Regions from separate parts of the Mus musculus genome. Here region 1 is linked to region 2. The links are chromatin loops, found by intact Hi-C in ENCODE. Cell type or tissue: gastrocnemius. All regions are shown on one strand. Links, peaks and the distances in the headings refer to the core of each region. The heading gives the core; the rest is flanking DNA. Region 1 overlaps Babam2 (BRISC and BRCA1 A complex member 2). Region 2 holds the start of Fosl2 (fos-like antigen 2).

Evidence for each region. A loop is a pair of places that touch in the nucleus more often than their neighbours do. Peaks named below come from ENCODE experiments on the same cell type or tissue, not always from the same donor. Only the 100,000 strongest peaks of a DNase experiment are listed, where the experiment ranks them.
Region 1: a loop joins it to region 2, with 5 times the contacts of the local background. A loop is called at or near these places in 3 of 42 quality-filtered maps.

What each region holds. Positions count from the first base shown.
Region 1 is chr5:32,083,177-32,094,409 of GRCm38, forward strand. Babam2 (BRISC and BRCA1 A complex member 2) reads left to right here. Exons shown (of 12, transcript NM_144541.1): 12 at 1,405-1,563. The coding sequence ends at 1,468. It overlaps Gm40277 (a long non-coding RNA gene), which reads left to right and starts at 7,244. Exons shown (of 3, transcript XR_001784843.1): 1 at 7,244-7,450; 2 at 7,590-7,645. Gm51292 (predicted gene, 51292) reads left to right here and starts at 9,547; the gene lies at 9,547-9,608. In gastrocnemius, for the core only: no CTCF peak of the experiment used is centred there; a DNase peak (open chromatin) is centred at 1,540; H3K27ac peaks cover 1,999 bases.
Region 2 is chr5:32,128,927-32,140,547 of GRCm38, forward strand. Fosl2 (fos-like antigen 2) reads left to right here and starts at 7,546. Exons shown (of 4, transcript NM_008037.4): 1 at 7,546-7,879. The coding sequence starts at 7,778. In gastrocnemius, for the core only: a CTCF peak has its summit at 6,288; DNase peaks (open chromatin) are centred at 5,679, 6,534, 6,789 and 7,601; H3K4me3 peaks cover 2,500 bases; H3K27ac peaks cover 2,500 bases.

The DNA of each region.
Region 1 (11,233 bases), core at 1-2,500, 51 kb before region 2:
AGAGGGGTGCTCGTGCCCCATCGTAGGCCCTGTGGTGGAGGCGACTCCTGAGCGGCTCTCAGTGCTTTCAGGTGGGTCTGCTGTTAGTGATTTTAGTAATCAGGCAGATGCACTTCCTGCCTCTCAGTCAGCGCCTCCACTCCTAACTGGGCACTTCTCACCTCCTAAGAGCTGGAACCTGGCACCCAGATCTTTAATAAGATAGTTTGTGTGGATATTGGCAGTTCTTGGGGACTTCTCGTTCTTGTCATTGTTCTGGGAAAGTGAGATTACTGAGTGAGCTACCACTAAATGCCCAAGGATGACAGAGATAATGGAGGTGTCAGTCAGGAACTAAGAGGCCAGCCTGCGTAATGAAAGGTCCATTTCCCTGCACATACACAACTCCCCCTTTCCAATAGGCTTCTTTCTGCTCCAGCCATATCTTCTGTTAATTAAACCCACCCATCTTTCAATGACTGCCTGATAGGGTCCACAGTGCCACCAAGCTGTACCTACCACACACCTCCTTTTTATGTAAAGATTTTACATCTGCCTTCTCCTCTAAACTGAGATCTCTCCTATGTGACTAGTCCCACATCTGGGTCATCCCAGCAGTGTCTGGCACAAAGTAGGCTCAGCACATTCCATATCCTAATGTGGAATGTGGCTTTGTCTCTACAGAGTAGAAAGCCAGGTGTCTGGGTCAATGTGGTGGCTCACATCTATAATCCCAGCACTTGAGACAGGAGGATTTCTGGGAGTTAAGAGGCCAGCTGGGGTACCTAGTGAATTCTAGGCTTGCTTTAGCTATAGAGTAAGGGCCAGGCTAGTTTGGCTAAAGAGTAACACTTGTCTAAATAGAAAAAAATCAGGTATCCAGAAGGCTGTATGTTTTGTCCCAGCTTCCACCTGTCTTTACAAGGTCTCCCAAAGCCCAGCCAGGAAGCTAGACTACACGTGAGTGGAAATAAATACAGAGCATAACTCATTTAGGAATCCTTATTAGGTCTTTATGTTTATGAACTCATAGATCTAACTAAGGAGGGTATAACCCTGATGATATCTTCAGTCAAGGAAGTGACTAGGAATCAGTACGGTCTCTCTCTGTCCCGTAGCTTGTTTCAAGCCCAGTCTTCTCCTAGGAATGGACAGGTGGTTCTAAGGGTGAGTGTCTAGTAAATGTGGCAGGCAGAAGGCCAACATAGGCTCTTTAGACATCTATGAGAGGTAGTGCAGTAGTGAACTGCATGTAGTTCCCGTCAAACAGTCCAGAGGGCTTCGCCTCTGAAGAGGAGAGCCCAACCCAGCTTGCATGAACAATAAATAACAACTGTTCTGAGTTAGGGGGAAAGCTCTGAGTTGCATTTTTTTGTTCAAGCTGTTTATGCTAACCACAGTTCTTTCTCCCCTCTTTCCCACCAGGGCTTATTTCAAAACCTTTGTCCCTCAGTTCCAGGAGGCCGCATTTGCCAATGGAAAGCTCTAGGAAACACCAGTGCTGAGAGGCGGCCAACCAGACTGCTCAGTCCACATGCGTGTCAGCGCTCGGGCTGCTTGCTGGAAACTGCTCGGAATGTCTTCATGGCAGCCCTTGGCTCCCACAGCAGCTCTGCCTGCCCCGCACAGCCCTGCTCTGCCGGAGCCCAAAGCTGAGCTGGCTGGTCATACCCTGAATCCTAGCACCTCACTGCTGGTCGCCCCTCCTCCTCCTTAGATTTCCTAGCTGAAAGAAATAAACTGCTTTACGATGGAGAACTTTTCCAGGGAAAATAAAATGTCATGAATGCACACACCCTTCTTTCAAGTCTTTGTCCTGAAGGCTTCTTCAAAGTTCCATTGAACACCCTTGGCTTCTCCCCACCCTCTGAAACTGTTAGTGTTAAGTTTGTATATATAATTTGTACCCCAACATTCATACTTCCAGCTGAGGAAGTCTTCCACTGGAGAAGAGGTGACCCAGTGATTCTGAACCTGCAGGGCTCAGTTGCCTGCTCCCCAGGCCCAGAGCCAGCGCTCGGAAATCCTTTGGTCCCAGCACTGTGCACCCACGGCTCCTGTGTGGGTTCTGCCTTTCCCTCTCCTCAGCTCATGGGAGCTCCTTGGGCTATTCTGGCTCTGTGGGTTATTCATGGGAGACAAAGGGTAAGGGTCAAGAGCCATCACTGGTATGTGTGTGACATCTCACCTCAGGCCTGGCAACTGTGCGGCCGAGCAGGATCAAAGCTGGGGAGCCAGGTATATGTACATGCCAGGATGGAGTGGGCGATCACAAGTTTGCAGTTAGTCCGGGTTACGTAGCAAGACCATTTAGAAGCTGTCAAGTTTCTCTCCTAGCCATCCTTTACCACTCCCATCGGTGTATAGAGGGAAGAATGTGGCCAGGACGATCTAGTGACTGGAAGCAGAGCAGGAGCAGTGTGGGAAGGGTCAGCTAGGCCCTTCCCAGCAGTGCACAGCCTCCTAGCCTTCACACCAGCAGGCTGCAGTCAGCTTGACCACTTGACAAGGCCTACACACACTACAGTGTAGCACGCTCCTATCCTGAAGGCAACTTAAAGTGCACAGAGCATCCTTAAAAGCAAGAGAACCAAGAGTTGAGTGGTTGGCCTGGACTTCCTCTTCTGCTTTGTGAAACTGAGGTTCCTCCTACAGAGTACACACAGTCCTGTTGGGCCTCTCACTTGTTCCCTTGTTCCCGTGGAGGTTCTTAGAGCCAAGTTTTACCACATGAACCCAGAAAGGAGGGCATTCTAGACCCTTGTTGCACCAGTGAGAGGTACATCCCTGCATATCCAACCCCCAGAAACAAGGATGCTCTCAAGAGGCTAAGGAGGACCTGGAACAGATCTGCCAGCTGGGCTGTCAACTGGGGAGCTACCCATCTTCAAACAGGGGTTCTTGGCTCACTGCCCTTGGGAATTCCCAGGACAGAGGAGTCCTGTGTCCATGTCCCACTCTGCCATCGACTGGCTGCATGACTCAAGTCAGTCCTGTCCTTTGGGGCTAGACCAGACCATACCTCAGCTCACCAGAATCTCCCAGGGGGCTTTTCAGGAACTCCTGCTTTTGTGTCCATTGTAGGACTGTTAGCAGACTCATAGGAACCCAAGTGTAGGCATCTAGAGTTTAGTGGGACTCCCCAGGGAATCTGTTGGGTGTTTCATGCCGGAGTCTCTTTTGGCTGTTGCCCTCTCTTCAGGGCAGATTGTGCTAAACTCCAAGACCTCCTCCTAAAACCATGATTCCTAACCTTCATAGTGCTGTGACCCTATAATACAGTTCCTCATGTTGTGGTGACTCCCCAGCCATAACATTGTTTCATTACTACTTAACTAGAATTGTGTTACTGTTATGAATTGTAATGTAGCTATCTGTATTTTCCCATAGTCTTATGTGATCCCTGTGAAAGGGTGGTTTGACTCTCGAAAGGGTCACAACCGACAGTGAGAACCACTGTCCTGAGGCTCCCTGCCATGGTAGCTAGGATTATTCTGGCTCCCCTGTAACCAGGGAAGGGCATGCAGAGGGCTTTACTGCCAACTGCGTCAAGAGCTGCTGGAGCTAAGATTCCTTGGTACCTGCCTGGCTAGCATTGCCAGCTCGAGAATAGGGTGGCTTAGACATAGAGTGGAGTCCTGTACTTCAGCTAACACAGTCTGCAGCCTACAGTGGCAATACAATCTCCAGCTGTCCCCATCTTGCCCTTGCCAACCTCTAGGCTTGGCATGCCCAGGCTAGCAGATGATTAACCTGAGCAAGGCAGACACTGTCTGTCTAAGAAGACAGACAGGGCTCAGAGTATCTTCACAGCAGACCTGGGATGTAGGCGAGTAGCTAGGGTCAAGTCCTGCCCCAAGGATGAGGAAACAAGATCAGAGAAGATCGGATGAATTGCCCATCATTAACTGTCAGACAGGCTGAGCCCAGATCAGAATCCTTCCTGTGGTTTTCTCCACCTCTTGTTTCTGCTCCATTGCTAGGTCTGAGACCTTCTGGCCAGGTCTGTCTTTGTCTCCTATCTCAGTTGCCATGACTACAGATGCAGACTGTAAGACTGACCTTCTCACATGGGTTCTGGGGACTGAACTTAGGCCATCGGGCTTGTGTGGCAAGGGGTTACAGGCAAAAGGGTGACCTTAAAGCAGCCCGCACCCAGCATGCATAACTCTTTCATGGCTGTGTAGGAGAACCCCCTCCCCCAATCTTATCCTTACTGTAGCCTCTACGTAGTGGTTCCCAACCATAGTGCCGCCACCCTTAACAGTTCCTCATGCTGTGCTGACCCCAACCAGAGCATTATTTTGTTGCTACTTCATAACTGTAATTTTGCTGCTATCATGAATCATAATGTGAATATCTGTGTTTTCTGATGCTCTTAGGTGATCCCCAAAAGGGTCTAGACCCTCAGGTTGGAGGTCCACTGCTCTAGGACTTCTCAGAGGCCCCAGGACCCCAAGCAATTACGGTGGAATTGCATACAACTGGTTTGGAGGAGTGGCCTCCAGATATTCAAGTGATGGTCCTATGACCCTCCCAACCCCCACCTCCCAGGAGGGACCATCAGCACCTAGCAAGCCTACTGACTTCAGGGAGCAGGTCAGCTGAAGGCTGCAGCAGACATCCATGGGTCTAGGGAACACATTGAGGCTCTTTTATATCTTCCCTGGAAAGGGGTAATGTACTATGTGTGGGTTGGTAGGGATGGAGATTGTGTTCATAGAGATGGTCAGCTCTCTTACCTCAGGAGGAGTTTGAACTGATTTTCCTAGGAGGAAATGAAAAACAGAAAATGGAGCCAGAGAGATGGCTCAGCAGTGAGGGGCCGTGGGGGAGCAGGAACACTTGCCACACAAGCCTGGTGGCCTGAGGTCTGTCCTCAAAACCCATATGAGACCCTCAGTGTCATGATCCCCATCTGTAATCACAGCGCTCTTGTGCTGAGAGGGACACAGGGACAGGATGGGCCAGAAGATCTCAAACCTAACAAAGAGGTGGGAAGAAGAGAAGCCTGACCTTCAAACAAGATGGGAGGAGAAACCAGGCCCTAGGAAGTGGTCCTCTGATCGCCACACATGCGCTGTGGTAATCTATCTCTCCCTCCACCTCCCTCCCCCCCCCCACATATTTGTAAAAATATTAGTGGGGAAAAAAAACAGAACCTGAAGGTCATCGCTTCATATGGATTCAAGCACCAGCTTGTGTGACTTATCCCAGTGCACTGAGGGTCCTTGCATGTTTTTACAATTTGTCTGTGGCTTTGCCCATCAGGAAGCATTGTACCTGCTCAGAGAGTGCAGCTGAGGACTAATTAGTAAATGGTTGTAAAATGCTTTCAAGAAGCTAAGTACCATAGAGGAGAGCGCATTATTACTACCTTGTAAATCCCACCTCCAGCTTACTTGGCCCTTGTAATTTAAGGCAAGCCAAACTAGCACCATCTTTGCTGGGCCTAAAAAAAAAAAAAAGCTAAAGTACAGTTCCTCATGTTGTGGTGACCCCAACCATAAAATTATTTTCTTGGCTACTTCATAACTAATTTTGATACTGTTATGAATCACTATGTAAATACCTGAGTTTTTCACTGATCCTAGATGACCCCTGGGAAAGGTCTGTTCCACCCCAGTGGGGTCTCGACCCACAGGTTGCAAACCTCTGGGCTGGAGGGTATGTGGGAAGGGAACTCTCATCCACACAGCCATGGAGGAGGCACAGTCCATGTACGACCTTCCAGTGTGACTGCTTTAAGACCACACATGCCTCTGCCTGTAACCCCTCAGCCATTGCTCAGTGGGTAAGTGAATAAATAAATAACTAACTAAATAAATAAGTTCTCAGAATGAACTTTGACAGACTTGCACCCTAGCTTGACCTTAGGAGGCGAGCCTAGGCAGTAGGTGGCCACCTCTCCCCAAGTGAAGGAATCACAGCAAAAAGTGTGTTTACTGATATGTGGATGTGATCAGTCATCCTCTGGTCACCCAGGAAGGAGGAGTAATAGACTCTAGTTAGCCAGTGTTCCCCTGCTGGCAGCATGACTTCCAAGTCCCCACTGCCCACAGCCTGAGACATAAACTGCACAGTGTAAGCCTCTGCATTAGAGACTTAGATCCAAACCTTGGTCTGCCTACTTACTCACTAGTGATTTAAAGAAAATGAAACACAGGGACCCTGAGCAGTATGGGCTGCTTGCCGATTTCCAGATGCAAGTAACCCCACTGAACCAGTTGTCCATGCAAAGTCATTAAATGAAGAGTTGGGAGGCCCTGTGATTCATTTATCCCCGCCTCCATCACTCTGTCTCTCTCTGCCTGTCTGTCTCTGTCTTTCTCTCTGTCTCTGCCTCTGTCTCTCTGTGCATGTGTGTATGTGTGTGTGTGTGTCTGTCTGTCTGTCTGTCTTTCTCATACAGAGAGAGAGAGATCAGAGAGATCTTGCTTTAGCTCAGCATGCCTCCTAGGCTGCGGCTGTACTGATGAACCACAACCCACTGACCCGCTTCTTCCCTGGCCCCTGCTTTCCCACAGCAAAGCAATCAAAACAACCCAATTCGCTCTCCCTCTGACTCACTTTCAGTTCCTGCCGGCTGCAGATTCCAGCACTGGGTTTGCCTCTTGCATGGGATTAGAATAGAAGCAGCCCAGGAATCTGCTTGGGTCCTGAGGACAGGCTCATTCTGCAGCTTGACACAGGAAAGTCAGGTTGTCTAATCGTCTAATGGTGAGATACCACACAGCTCTTTCTAGCATCAATATTAATTCATTGATACTTTTACAAGTGAAAACAAGAATTATCACCTTCAATACCTAAATACGATGCCAACTGAAAAGAATGAAGGATGAGGTGCCAGCTAGAAATGGGGGCGGAGTGCTAGGAGGTACGTGGAGTTAAAATTCTCAGAACAACAAAGGATTGCAGGTTGCGCCTCACTTTTTGAATGGAAACATGAAGAGCAGGGATATAGCTCCGTGTTAAAATGCTTTCCTAGCACCCTCCATTCCATTCATCCCTATCATCTCGGCATCAGATGAAAATACATAAGATCTTACATAGCTTACCCAAAGGCACAAAGCCACTCACTCCCTTCACTTTCTCTCCCTAGCCCTCCCCTCCTACCTCCCCTTCCTGCCCTTTCTTCTCTCCCATTTCCTGATAGCACAAGGAATCAATACAACTCGCAGCCCTTGCTCTGCTCTTCCGAAGTCAAGGAGACTCTTTGATCCTCTTGTGTTACAACAGGTCCTGTGTATAACCTTCATACCCTGTCACAAGCGGCTTTAGTCAGTGACCAAATGGTGGCTCCATAGGATATCATCACCAGTGATGTAGCCATAGTCCTCATAGTCCTCTGCTGTGATGCCCACAGAGCCACAAACTGCCAGACACTATTTCTCAGAGCATGTCAACACCATTAAGGGACTCATTGTGGCAGCTGTTTTGGACATTCCTCCCATGACAGGGGCTTGCTATGGTGGGTCCTGGGCTGGAAACCATATGAAGCTATCTAGAGTGAGACCCATGTTTGCTGGCTCCAAGGTCACACTGACCACAGTGGATTCTGCAAGAAAGGACTTTGAAACTGCCATGGTAACGTATGTCTGTAATTCTAGCACTCAGAAGGTGGAAGCGGGAAGGTCAGGAGTTAAAGGCCGTCCTCAGCTACGTGGTGAGTTTAACTGCCTGGGCTGCACGAAACCCTGTCTCCGAGAAGCAAAACAAAAATGCACTTGAAGGCGATCTTTGTATGTGAGTAGGATATCTGTGTGACTACATAAGTGTATATCATACCAACTTATTTCCAGATGGTTGCACTAGAATGGCTTGGGACAAAATAGAACTTTAAAGTTAAAACCAGATTTGCAGGTCCAAGTCCAAACACTTTTCTATTGGTGGGGGGGAAGGATGAAAATTGTTTAGAATTACCAAGGACATTTAGCCAGGTATCACCAAAGGCCTGCAGGTCTGTGGCATGGTTCCAGGTTAACTATGCAGTGACCCCAGTAGTTGTAATGGACATTTTCCTTCTCTGAGGCTCTGAACTTCACTCCACACTACTCTCTCACCCCTTTAAAAGAATCACACTTTACAACTGTGGGAAGTCCTGCTTAGGGTCATGACAAACCATGATAATCATGGTAATAAGAGTAGCCCAGAAGCAACCAAGACTCATCTACTGTGACCCTGCCTCTTCTGGGCAGCTTCCTGCCCAGGACTTTGGGATGAGCACAATGAGGTCTGGAGGACCTCAGACAGACGTTCCTGCTCCTAACAGCACACCTCCCCTTTCCTGTGAGTCTCCATGGAATAGGCCTGGCTGGCATAGAAGTCTCCTCATTCCAAAGACCTTTTGGAATGTGTCTCTTGAGTTACCTTAGGAACCACCTGAGAAAACCAATCCCTTTCAATTCTGAGACCACTTCTGTCCCCACATGGAACACCAGCACCTGAGCACCCTTTGGCAGATAGAAAGTTACCACCTAGAAATGAGAGGCTAGCATGGGTGGGTGCTGATGGTGACAGCTACTGTCCCCCTTCTCAAACACAGTTCATCATAGCTGTCCCACATCTGACACCTTCTTGGTCCTTTAACCTTTCTGAGACCCTTGATGGGACAATCCTGTAGAGAGCCAAAGCTAAAAGCCATTTGAGTATGACAGTGTCTGCAGAATGCTAGTTACCCAGGGTTGACTTGGGAGGGGACAGTGAGAGGACATAAGTTCAGACAGGCTTGTGGGGAAGGTTTGACTGGGATTTATTTCACAACCCAAGTGGAGACTGATACCATGTTTGGTGTCTGAGCCAGGGTCCTGCTCACCCAGGGAGCCTTCAGTGTGAGGTGTCCTTGGGAGCTCAATCCTGTCTTTGCCTACATATGTATACACGGATAGCCAGGACTTGGAGGGCTCTGTAGCTTCCCCTGTGTTACCCCAGTATGCCTCCCAAGCCTGAGGCATATTCCAGCTGGGAGGAGGTATCATGCCCCTGTTGCTGGTGGCTCTCACAGCGTGGGCTGTAAATTACACAACCCAGATGGCTGCCTGCCTGTCTCTCCTGCCTCTCGCCCAACATCAGCACCCAGACTGCCCCTGGGGCACCTGCCTCTCCTGCTCTCATCCCAGCCACCCAGACCCAGCAGTCCCCCAGTCTCACCCACTGCCAGAGCCATGCAGAGAACTCTAGACTGGAGCCTAGCACAGCCATGTTAATGCTCTGGGCTAATTAGCTTGTCAGAGTGGAGGCCTGTGGGCCCTGGAACCAGCCAGCCTGAGTCAAATATTGGCTCCACCACTTACTAAGTGCATGAACTTGAGCAAGCCACTTGACCTTTGTTTCCTTCTCTGCAGAATGGGAGTCCACAACCTGATGGGGTCATCAGAAGAGTTCAATGAGTCAGGACATGTCCAGTGCCAGTACCTGACACATGTTACACCCATCCCTTCTTGCTATCTGTGGAGGCTAATTCCACTTGCCCCATCCCCAAATCTACAGATGCTTAAGTCCTCTATGAAATACAGCAGTATTTGTATACTGCGGGCCTGGGAGTAGGGGAAGAGGAAGGAGAGAGAGAGAGCACACGTCCAGCCAGAGTTCCTGTGCTCTAGGCGAGCAGACTCAGGAGGACTGCCGGATGCTTTCCACTCAGCCCCAGGTGGGCATCTGGCTGTGTGAAGCCACTGACCCCACTTGGTGGGAGGTGTACAAGGGGTAACCCCCGTACCAGGTTCTCAGTCTCCTGCATCCCACGCTGGATATGGCAGAGGAGCTGAGAACAGAATAGGGGAAGAGAGGGCAGGGGGAAAAGGTTCCCACACAGGCGAGAGTCCTAAGTCTGGTCCATGGCTGGAGCACAGGAAGGCCTTCCATCGGAGATTAGAAATGGCTCGTTAGGAGAAAGCCTATCCCATCATCCAAAAACAGTGGACCTTGATGAACAGAGACAATCTAAGGTTTTAGAGCTTTATTGTGGAAAGGCAGGGGGAAAGAGAGAAGGTAAAAGAGAGAGACCTGCCATGGCCAAGAGGAGAGAAAGGGGAAAAGGAGAGAAGAAAGGCTGGAGAGTAAGAGGGAGAGAGCAAGGAAAGCTTAAGAGAGTGAGGAGAGAGAGAGGGAGGTGGGGTCAAGCAGCCCCTCTTATAGTGGGCTTGTTATCTTGTTGTTGCTAGGTAACTGGGAGGAGTCTAGCCTGAAGGTCAGAAGCTTGGGACATTGTATGATTCTCTTGTGGGAGCTGTGGAAACAGTAACTTCGACAGGAGCCAGGGTTCCAGGAGACATGAGGGGACGCCTTCTGTCCCACGTAAATGAAAATTATCACCACTGGGTTTCACTGAGTTTCACTGGGGTTCACAACCTCAGCTCAACTGGAGACCAGGCCGTCTGTACATAGCCCACTGCCCCACAGTATACGACTCATGACCACCCTTTAAACCATCCCTATTATTTTTTACTGCAGTACATGATAAATACAAATAAATAGTTGTAATACTGGATGGTTTAGAGAATGGTTTAGACAAGAGAAAAGGTTATGAATGTTCAGTAGAGATGTAAAGTCTTTCTGAACATTTTCAACCTGCAGGCTGAATCCAGGGTCATAGAACTTCGGCCACAAAGGGCAAGCAATACTCCAAAAAGCCTGTCTTCACTGTAATCTCCCCAGGTACTCCTGTCTCTCATGTCTTAGCTCTTCAGCATCAGCTAGCGCATCCGTCCAAGCCCCACCTCTTCTACACAACCTGCAGGTCACTGTCCTGGAGTGTCTCCAGCCCTGCCAGACAGACAGACAGACAGACAGGCAGGCAGACAGACATCCAGAGAGTCTGCTGTGCAGCTTGACCCAGCACCCTTGTTAGCAAAGTTTTTTTAATGCTACACTTACTAAGTAGTCAGTTATACACACACACACACACACACACACACACACACACACGCAGACACACACACACACACACACAGAGAGAGAGAGAGAGAGAGAGAGAGAGAGAGTTACTAACACTTCTCATCCTAGCCTGTTAAGATTTGCACTACACACTTGAGAGCCCCATGGCCCCTAAAGCTGACATGTTTCCCATCCAGCTGTGAGCTCGCTATCAACAAGAGTACCTTCCCTCTGGAAAACACAGAAGAGTGACTGGGACTCTTCTGTGGTGAGGACTTCACTGCCAGGCCTCTAGCTCTGCTGCTGTGTTCTGGGCCAGGCCCTGCCCAGCCAAAACTGGGCTTGAGTTGTCTAGAGAGGCTGAGGGAACACACAGGGC
Region 2 (11,621 bases), core at 5,252-7,751:
TCCTTCTGAGTTGGCTTTACCCCTAGTAGCCTCTCCCAGAGAAGTAGAAGAAAAAAAAAAGAGTGCTAATTTTAGAGGGAGTTTAGCCAAAGTCTCAGGTCTAACTGTCACACAGATCTTGGGTCTTAAGTCATCCCTGTAGCTCTCACTCAGTAACTGCAGCCTGGGGCATTCTGTCAGCCAGACCTGCAACCTGTGCACATGTGTTCACGCTACAGCCGAAGGATCAGCCATGGCACACAAGGCAGAGAGCTGGAAGTTTCCTAAAAGAAGATCAACGGAGTCACCACAGGAAGGAGAGGGATGGTGGGCCAGGCAAATGTCTTGTTTGAGCCTGTTTGGGCTCAAGACAGCTGAATGGAGTCCTGGCATCGGCTATGGAGGCTCTGAGTGTTTCTCTGAGTGACTCTTGCCTTCCCACGAAGTGACCTTGAATCTGTGGCTTGCTTTACCTGAACCTCAGCTATATTTATTTATTTAACATGTTTGTGCATATGTGTGTGGGTGCCACAGTTCACATGTGTGGAGGTCAGAGGACAACCTGCCGAAGTTGCCTCTCCTACCACGTGGGTCCCTGAGATCAAACTCAGGGTGTCAGGCTGGGTGGCAAGAAAAGATCTTTACCTGCTGAGCCATCTGCATGCCCCCTGGACCTCAATTTCTGTATCTAGAAAATGGGTTGATGGTTAGTTTTTGCCAACCTGATACAAATGAGAGTCACCTGTGAGAAGGGACAGAGGGGTTACCTCCATCAGACCGGCCTGTGGGGTCTGTGGGCATTTCCTTGACTAACGATTTGGCAGAGCTGGAAAGCTGAGAGGCAAGCACATCCTTTCTCTATAATCCTTGAATGGATCTGAGGCTAGGAGAAGGGGTGGGGAAGCTGGTCTTTTCCTGCTTGGGACCCGACAAACATTCCTACCAGGGGTGACTCCTGTTCTGACTCAGTGATATTTCAGAACGATAGCACCGCATCTGTCACCATCTCTGGAATGTATCGAGCTTTAGCACACACACACACACACACACACACACACACACACACACGGCAGGAAGGTTCTCTGTCCTGAATGCGGAGCAGGGTCTATGGGTCTATGGTAGGGATGGGGGGTGAGGGCAGAAGGGCATTATTTGTTCACAATTTCCAAAATTTTAATTTGTAGTCACATACTACCTTACAATGGCAACACTTTCTAGGAGAGGTGTTACTAGGCACCTTTGTCACTGTGTGAACATTGCAGAGTATTCTGACCCCAAAGTCAGATGGTCGTGATGTCCTCAGGAAATTGTTGACCAAAGCATTGTTACTGGGTGTAGGACTCTCTCTATATGTGGGTTGAGGCTACCAACAGCTTAGTTATTAGTTTGATTTTATTGAGGGTAATGCAACTCAGCAGAGTGTATAAAATTCCGCAACCAGAAGGGTTGTTTTGTGCACACAGGTACCTCTACTGTCCACCAGATGAACATTTTACTTACTATTTCATGAGGATGGGAGTTTTGCCTCATTTCTGTGTGCTCACCACATGTGTGCAGTGCCCCAGAGGAGGAGAGAGCGGAAGAGGATGTTGGATCCTGTGGCGCTGGAGTTACAGAGAGCTGTGAGGTGCCCTTGGGCTGGAGAGGTGTCTCATGGTTAAGAGCACTGGCTACTTTTCCAGAAGACCCAGCTCGGTCCTCAGAACCCATACGATAGAACATTCATTTCATTTAAATATAACTTGTCTCCCCCGCTCCCGCTTCAAGGCAGGGTTTCCCTGTGTAGCCCTGGCTTGAACTCACTTTGTAGACCAGGCTAGTCTCCAGCTCACAGAGATCCACCTGCCAGAGCCTCCTGAGTGCTGGGATTAAACGTATGTGTCACCATGCCTGGATTTTATTGTTGTTGCTGCTGTTGTTGTTGTTGTTGTTGTTGTTGTTGTTGAGAGGTTCTCTTGTAGCCCAGGCTAGACTTCAATTCACTATGAGGCTGAGGATGACCTTCAACTCCTGATTGTCCTGCCTTCACCTCCTAAGGGCGGAGACTATAGGTGTGTACCACGGTGCTTGCACTGTAGATTTATTTCCAGTGTATGTTGGGGATGCGTAAGTGTTAGACCTCAGAGCGCATGTGCTGCAAGTGCCCTTTGGGTCCTGGAGCAGATGCTGTAAGCCCATGGGGGTGGAGGGAAGCTGTCTTGTTCACTCAAAACCCCACTCCCATACCCTGTGGGCCCCTTAGGAGGAGAAGCAGTTCCCAGCCTTTCCTGGACCCTCACACCTGACAGATACAAACACACTCCTCAGAATTAGTGGCTCTGAATAGCCCCCTAACAACTCTGTTTCCAGCTGTTGCCAGACATTAGATATACTAAATTCCCCGTTTCTCCAACCCTCTCTCAAAGGACCCTCCCCAAAGAGGTCACCACAAAGACCTTGTCCTTTGAACCATTTGAGCTGAAATCTGCTTGCTGGTGGCTCCTTGACAAATTTATAGGTACTCAGAAAACACAAACACTTCTGCATTAAACAGGTTGTCCTGTTGTTGCTTTGTTTGGCCTGGTGTGTGTGTGTGTGTGTGTGTGTGTGTGTGTGTGTGTGGCGGGGGGCAGGGTGCAACTCTGCACAAATTAAAGAGTTATCTGAGAAGAGCATCCTCTTTTGAGAAAATGTCTCTATCAGATTGCCTGGAGGCAAGTCTCGAATGCATTCTTTCGACTTAAGATTGATGTGGGTAGGCCCAGCTCACTGGTGGGCCACACCACCAGGCCTGGGGGTGGTGCGTGAGTGTGTCCTGGACCATGTAGGAAAGCAGACTGAGTAAGTCACAGGGAATGAGCTAGTAACAGCTCTCCTCCGCGGCCTCTGCTTCTGCTCCTGCTTCCAGGTTCCTGCTCTCCTTGAGTTCCTGCCCTCACTTCCTGTGATGTGAAGAGCAAGCCAGATAAACCCTTTCTTCCCCAAGCTGCTTTTGGTCACGGTGTTTCATCACAGCAGTAAGAACCCTAACCAAGACTCGGGCTTCGAATATAAATGCTTTCAGGAACCAGAACATATCATCTAATGCGTTGTTTACTATAAAGTTATGACTGCAGATCCCTCCTAGCAGTGTGGGAGGTAGGGTTATCACTAAGGAGTAGAATCTGTAGACTGTCAAGGTTGGAAGAACACTGGGTTTAAGGGCACGGGAGATGGCTTTGCGTTCAGCTGCAGACGTCCACAGGTTGGACCGTACTGAGGAGGTTGCGCTGTCGTTGTATTCTTTGGCTTTGCATGGGCAATCCTGACTCTGGTCCACAGCTGACCTTGCTCTTCCTGGGGATGTTGTGAGACAAGCGAAGTTGCATATATTGAAAGGTCTTCAGGAAACGCACCTTCCTCTGATGGGTGGGTCACTGAGGGGGACAATCATTCTAAGATCCAAGACGTCTCTCAAGGGCAACCTGGGCTGCATGGGATAACAAGGAAACTGGAATGAGTGAAACGGGAGGGTCCAGACACTCAGAGAGGCGATGAAGAGTCAGCCCAGACTACCTTTTTATTTCCCCACAGCGGCATCTCTCTTCCTTTCCCTCACTCAGAAGAGAAAAAAGGGGCACTTTTAAATGTCAGTTAAAGCCACGAACAAATGAAGTCTGTGCTTAGAAAGCCAGAGAGACATTCCGGTAGGAGGCAGGTAATGCGGTGGAGGCGGGTAGGCAGACTCAGTCAGAGGCGGTTTTACTTTCAACTCGTTATTAAACACTGACCAGTTCCCCAGGACAAGTTACTTGGTCTTGCTTTCTTGAACTGACACCTGGAAATGAGAGACACCTCAAATGTTTGTTGTGTGGATTACAAGGGACAGTATGTTTTCGTTTTGATTTGAGACATTGGGGCTTAATCCCTGTTCTGAGCATCTTACTCCAGCCCCTTCTTAACCGCGTGCCCCCAGGTATGTCTTCCCACGTAGGCGCCGCTGAACTGGGTTTAGATAGGTCAAACTTCAAGCATCCACTGAATCAAGGGAGACCAGTGTCCCGGCAGCTCTGCCTCTGGTGCCACGGGACTGAAAGGTGGCCTAGGCTGTGGAACCTAGGTCTCCTCTCCAGGCAGGCACGGGAAGCCAGCTCACGTTCCGGAGCAGGGCCAGGCAGGGATCAAAGCGCTCTCAGGCGGGCCGGGGCGCACCAAAGGGAGGCCGGCGACTTGCATCAGCACAGATTCCGTGATGCTCTGCAGACGTCTGGGGGCTGCTGGCTTTACGGGAAGCCACAAGAAAGGAAAGGACGGGGGAAGCGGGTCCGGGCGGGGGCGGGCGAGGGCGCGAGGTTGCGCTGGCCCGAAGGCGCGCTCCCGGCGGCGCCTGCTAGTTGCTGGGCGCGCCCGGGATGGCGGAGGCCTTGGAGGAAGCTCCTGCTCCCCTTCTCCCCCGCCCCCGCCCCGCGTTACTGGAAGGACTGTGTGGGAGAGACCCAGAAGCTCACGATTATTGAATGCGGGCTGGGGGAGGGCCGGACAGCCCGTGCGGCTCGAAGGAAAACCAAAAGTGCGTCTGTTCGTGCTGCTGTGACACGGGGTTCCTCGGGGAGGTCCCTGCGTACCCCGGCCGCCCCCCCCCCAGTTGCTCACCCCCAACCCTCCAAGATTTATTTCACTAGGGCGGCCGAGGACCCGCAGAACACAGGGCGAGGCGAGTGGGAAAGTGTCACGATTTTTTTTTTTCTATGCCCTGCCCCCGTCCCCACCTCTAGTTTTCTGGGTTTTGCTGCTGCTGGGGAAGGGTTGATCCGTTTTGCGTCAAAGGGCTGCATTTACTCAGTCCTGCTGAGAGAGGCGCGTAAACACCCAAGCAGGCCAGGACGCAGGGATGGGAAGGGGGGAGGGCCAGGCACCCAAGGCTGGTGCGTGCGTGTACGCCTGCACCACACCCCGTTCTCGAGCCTGCAGAGCTGCACATTCTGCTGGGAGGGCAGCTGCAAAAATGCGAGGAGTCTGGCCACTCAGCTTACCACGCGCACAAGTCCTTGGGGATGGAGCTCAGGACAGAATGTGTTTTATAATTGTAAACAATGACCCCTAGTACTGTTTGGGATTACCGTATCTTGAGGCCCTTGGGGCAGCCAGATGCCGCCAGTCGTCCCGGAAACGCAGGCGCTTTATATGGAGCCCCGGGAAAGCTTCGAGTTCCCGGCTCTTATTTTTCTTTCCTAGTAACGCCCCCACTTCACAGATAAGGAAACTGAGGACCTGAGATGTGATATGGGAGATGCATAGCACTTCAACGTCCTCAGTGGAATCCCAACAACCTTACTTCCCATTCACTCCTCAAAAGCTTAAGGATACAGATGCACTGCATAAGGATGGCTAAAAAAGGCGTTTTTTCACCCTTGTAATCCCGGCACTCGGGAGGTGGAGGCTTATCTTTGACATATAGAGAGTTTTAAGACAGCCTGTGCTGAGACCCTGCCTCAAAAGAAAGAGAGTTCTTCAACTCCTGGTACAGCGCTTATCTGTACTCATTGTACCTTCTCTGGGGATGATAGGCTATCCGAAGCAGAAGAAAGCTTTAGGTCGTCCTGCTCCAAACCTTTCATTAGATAGAGGAGGAAACTGAGACTCTAGACTCGCCCAAGATCTCACAGCTCGTAAATAGCAGAGCCAGGCGTTCATACTCCAAGGCCTGCGCTCTTTACCCTGAGTGCCACCCCACCCATCAAGGCGGGAAGAGCCAGGAGTCCGGCCACGCGCGCCCTGAACTTTGCTCCAAAACAGTTCAAGGCAACTTGGGGCACACCTCTCGGGCCCCAGTTATTTATTTATTTATTTATTTATTTATGTATTTTAAAAAACAACCCGATTTGCTTTTAAGACCTGGTTACTACTATTACATGCGTCATAACTGTGTAGCACAGAGGACTCCCGAATGTCTCACTGGCTAATTTCATCTTCAATACTACTTCTAAGCAAGTTAATTGGAAGGCCAAAATAAAATAAATTAAAAAAAGAAAAAAGAAAAAGAAAAAAAAAAAAACAAGCGCGCGCGCGCGCACACACACACACACACACACACACACACAACACACACACACACAAAAAGGGGAAGCAGTGGGCAGCCAGGCTCCGAGTGAAAAATGGGCAGGCCAGCCCCGCCTGGCGACGCCGCGCCGCACCCCGCCAAGACCCGGCCGCAGGGTGGCGCGGGTGCCCGGTGCGCCCAGGACGCCCGCTGTACCGGGCGGCGCCGCTGAGGGTGCGGACGACTGCGCACGGCCGCGCCCTCCCCGCGAGCAGCTCTGCGCGCCGGGCTCTCTGCCTCGCGGTGGCGCCGCACTGAGCCGCCCGTCTCGTCTTCAGGGCTGCGATTTTTTTTTTTTTTTTTTTTTTTTCCTTTTCTAAAACCCGGAGCCCAGGCCGGCGCGGCCGCTTTCGGGGCCCCGCCCCGCGCCCCTTCCTTTTGGTTGGGGATGGAGGGGAGGAGGTAGGGAGGCCAGGGCGCAGGCGGGAGCAGGCGAGGGAATCCCTCTCCCTCCACGTCACCCGAAGGCGAGGAAACCCGCATTCGCGTCCTCTAACGCAAATGACCATCTTTGGCAACGTGCGCCAATGGAACAGACCAAGGGCGCTGCGCCCCAGGGGGGGTGGAGGAGTTCGGCGAGAACGCGGGCGGCCTCGGCGCCCCCGTAGTGCGAGGGCCGCGCTCTCCCACCCTCCCCGCCTCCCGCCTTCCTCGCGCGGGGTCTGTGGCTGGCGTCAGCGCGACCGCGAGCGAGGCCGGGAGGGGAGCGCCCCGCCCGCCTTCTCCCCTCCCCTCCCGCGCCTCTTCCTCCTCCTCCTTGTCCCAGGCCTCCTCCCCCGCCGCCTCGAGCGCTCCTCCCAGCAAGGTGGAGTCTAAGGTTGACGTGAGTGGATCCACATGGTGCGGGGCTGGAGAATAAAGAGTGTGGAGTTGAACTCGTGCCATTGTAGTGACTCATCTCGGGCAGAGCGCAGGGGCTCGAAGCGAGACAGTGAGCGGCGCTCGGCAGGGACAGAGAGAGAGAAAGAGAGCGAGCGCAAGAAAGAGGGGGAGAGAGGGGAGGGCGAAGCGAGGCGAGAAGCGCGAGGCTTGGCAGGTCCTGGAGCCAGCACGGGGTGCAGGTCACTGCGACGCGGAGCCACGTCCCTCTCAGCACCGCTCAGCCTAGAATCCCACGGGCGCTGTCCCACCGGCGCGATCGGGGCCGCTGGACCGGCGCTCACCGCCTTGTCCTAAGTCAAGTGTCCGAGTCGCCGGGAAACTCAGGCGGCGAGTTGGCCACAGGAAGTTTATTCTCGGGCTCCTTTTCTAAAAGGAGGAAACAGAAGTTTCTCCCAACCGGCAGCTTTTCTTTTTCGCCTTTTTGGCGCCCTGAGAGATCGGGGAGGGAGTCCCCCAGAGCTGCCAAGCGACACCCGCGGGGCTCCTAGTCTTTTTGCGTTGCCCATTTTTCTCCAGCCCGTGGGTCCCGGCAGAGCTCCGGCTGCGCGCGGGGGCGGAAGGGCGCGCGCAGGGGAGGGACCGAGGGACGCGCCGACTTTTTAGAGGGAGGGACTCGGTGGACAACCGGTTCCGCGGAGCTTGCAGAGCAGAAACGAAGTGCGGTGCGCGGCGATCGGGGGGGTCACTTCCCGAGTGTCGCTGCCTCCTGTCTGCCTTGGTTAGGGGACATCCCGGGAGCGAAAAGCCCAGCCCGTGGCCGGGCCGGTGGACCAGCGAGCGCGCAGCAGACTGTGCGCGGCCGCGGCGAGGGCGGGGAAGAAAACCACCCTGTTTCCTCTCCGGCCCCCACCGCGGATCATGTACCAGGATTATCCCGGGAACTTTGACACCTCGTCCCGGGGCAGCAGCGGCTCTCCTGCGCACGCCGAGTCCTACTCCAGCGGTGGCGGCGGCCAGCAGGTACGTGCGGGCCGGGGTGCACCTGGCGGCGCGGGCAGACTCCTACCCTCTTCTTGCTCCCACTGCCTCCACCCCCAACCTCCTTCTTTTCCCTTTCCTAGCCAGGCTAGAAAAATACTTCACCGCTGTAAGTTGTGGGTTTCTTTTCTTTTCTTTTTCTTTTTTTTTTTCCTGTTCCGCCCTACCCACTCTCCACTTTTCTTTTTCTTTTTCTTTTCTTTTCTTTTCTTTTTTTTTAAGCAAGTGGAGAGTGGGCTTGAAGAGCCAACGACACCCTCTCCCCCTTTTCGTACTTAATTTTCCAGAAAAGCTCTTGAAATTACAGGTCCCCTCCGGGAAGCCTGTTGCCTCCTTCCGAGCCGCTCTCCCTCCCTTTTCACGTTCCTCTTTCTAGGTAGTGGATAGGCAAGAAAATTTTTGCGCCCCCTAAGCCCCTCCCAGCCGTCAAGGACCCTACGGGGGGGGGCGGGGGGGAAGGCTTTTTAACCCTTTCTTCTTCTGTTATTCTTCGGTCTTAGCTGTTTTCTGAAAGGGATTGGGGACTCAAAAACAAAGCTGGGCTCCTTCAAGTGTTTGGGAGTGAGGGCGAGGGTTGCCCCTGGGAATTAGGTGCGAAGGTCAGGAAGGAAGAAGCTGGCTTTGATTGGCTCTTGACACCTCCTGTGACACCCCCCCTCCAGCTTCCGGTAAGGGTTGGGCAGGAGCCTGTACTTCCCCCCCCCCCCAGCAGAACTTTGAGGGGCTTGGGGGTACCTGGGGCAAAGAAGCTGTCAGAGAGAAGTGGGAGAAAGAGACACATCGCTTGAGCTCCTGAGTGGATTTAGAAGTAGAAAAACATCTCTTTCTAAAGCAGCCAGACTGGTTTGCACTGAAGGATTGTGCCTGTAATCTGTGTCTTTGTAGGTACCAGACAGGTATTGGTGGGGCGGTAGGGGTGGTAGGGTACCTGGCCTGTGTCGCAGGAACCACAAACACCATCTTGTGAGGGAATTGCATGAACTCAAAAGGTCCTCTGCCACCTGAAGCCCACCTTGGCAAGCATCTGGGAGTTCCTAGCCAAGCTGGCTGCAGCCAGAGTTACTCCATAAGCCAATAGCCATGGCCTTGACTTTGACCTTTAGAAGTCAACCAGATAGGAGGTCAGGGGTCTTCCAGGGAAGGGTGGAGTGAGCTGGGAAATATAATAAAAATATGGCTTTCTTTGTAATCTGACAAGAGGGGCACCTCTCTCAAAGTAATGTTCCATATCTGGGGAGTCCTTCTAAATGACTTTTCTGTGTCTAGCTCCTCCCAAGCCCCATACCTACTAAGCACCCACTGTAGACAGCCTGGTCTGAGCATTGAGGGTCCAGTCAGTGGACCCTTTCTTACTACTGAACACCCAAATCATACCTGAGAAGTAGTCGCTTATGTTTGCATCCCAGTACATTTGGTGTTTTGGGTTGAACCCAAACATCACTCATCAATGGGTTTAGAGTCCTTTATACCTGTTGTCCCCTACTTTCCAATCCAATAACCCCACCCCATGTACCTCTCCTTTCCAACCAACATAGAAGCTTTGCGTTTCTGTTTCTTCCACTAATGAGACCAAGACAGTGAGCACTGACAGTACAATCTCCCTGCCTGGCTTTGCTCAGACTCTGGGGCCTGGATGGGAAGTCAGACCGGACATCAGTGCCCCAACTGAATAATCTGTGTCACTAGGGCTTTGAGCCCAGGATGTGAGCGGAGGCAATTCCCTGTTTTGGAAGCAAATCAGACAGGAAACCGATGCTCGGATGAAGGAAGAGAGCTCCGTCCAGCAGTGTGTAATAGGGCCTCATTACCCAAGCAAAAAGCAGCTGTTGGCTAATTCCTAGCATGCTGTAACACAGGAGGATTTTGCAATTAGCAGCAACCAGTGCATGCGATTCTCAGGTATAGCTGCCTATTCTGCTCAGCCTTATGAGCAAGAAGTCTTTCAAACCAGAGGGATTGGCAAGGTAATGCCACTTAAGCCAACTCTCAGCCTTGTCGGGGCGGTGGGTAGGAGACGAGGAACAGGGGGAAGGCTTCCCCCTCCCTGATCTGGCTGTCTATAAAACTGTTCTGTGGTCCCAGTGATAGGCCTCTGTTTTTGTTACTTCCCAAGTCTGTGCTGCTACCCCACCCCAATCTGGGCTCAAGGTAACTTTATTACATGCCAGATAAAGTCTGTAATCAGCTCTGCTCCCAGCCCTCTACATGGGGAAGCTTTCCTGGCAGTTAGTGACTGGGCCTTCCTCCTTTATGACTGCACGGTGGACCAATCCAATCAGTGGAACTTGTGAGAAGTTCCTGGTTTTCCTTGTGCAAGTGCATACTATTTTCCCCCTGTTCTCCTTGTTTGTGGGGTCCTGTATCCCCATAAATTTGCTGTCTGGCACTCCCCCCCCGACCCCCCCCCCCGCGACATCTAGCTTCATAAGGTCTTAATACTGCGTCTTAGTACTAAGTACCTAGTACTTCCCCACTGACCTGTGGGGTGGGAGGCAGACAGCTCTTTGTTAAGACCTCTGCTTGTGTCTATGGCAGGAACTCAAAACACGAAAACTATTTCCTGTTGTAGCTATAATCTCAATCTCAAAGGTTAATCAATCCCTGGCAATTTAATTTTTTTTGGAGCTAGGTGGATGCACCTCTTCCTCCTGGAGTGTGCTTTGTTGTTGTGATTTTCTTTTTCCTGGGACAACACCTCCAGATATATGCTGTGCCCTGCTCCTTGGCTGTTACGGTTTCAGGGCCCTGGCATTACGCAATCCAGCCAGTTACACAAACATAGGTCATTTCATAACTTGTTTTCTTCAGCCAGGCCCCCTTCAAATGAAAAACAAAACAAAACAAGACACGGAACTTTTCCAAGGCAGCTATCTGTTCTGATGACTTGTGAGAGTAAGTCAAGGGCATTTCCTTCAGGATCAGGGACCATCAGGCCAACTTTTCCCCCCTGCCACATTCTTCCAACAGGCGTATGCGCGCGCGCACACACACACACACACACACACACACACAAAATTCCCCAGAGTGAACTTTTGCCAACTGTACCAGGCTGGGACATTCCTCACATCAAACAACTTTTACCAGAAATGACTGTGATTTCCCAAGTCAGCCTCAACTGTACCCCTCTAGTGCCCCCTACAGGACATTTTTGGAAGAGCTATTCTGAGAATGTATTTTTCCAATCTCAAGAGTGTTAAACTTCGTTAGTTTTCCAAATTCTTAGAATTTTTCTTCTTATTTAAGGCAAACGAATGTCATATATTGAACAATAACTAACTACAAATGACTTGAATTAAAACTGAGTTTAAGAAAAAAAATCTTTTTTTTTTTTAATAAAGCCCGGTTGGAATAAAAGAGTGCTTTTTTTCTTGTTCATGAGTTGCCTCCCCCAGCCCATGGTGTTTTCAAATACTCAAGGATTGTTTTCCCCATCTGCTTGTGTGGGGAATGTTGGAGAAGGGAGAGATGCGAATTGGTGGTCTTTCTCTCTTTGTTTTTTGTGATCTTACAGATGTTGTAGATTTGGATCATGCAGTGTTATCCCAGGAATGTATCTGTTCCGCGGATTCCTCCTGGAGGAGGTGCCCAGTTTCTCACCACCATGGGGTGAAACAGCAGTCATAAACTGTCTGAGAAGTGGTTGAATTTTCCTTTCTAAAACCCTGAGTACATTTCCATTATTGTATTGACTGAGTGTATTATTATTATCGAGTGTATTATTATT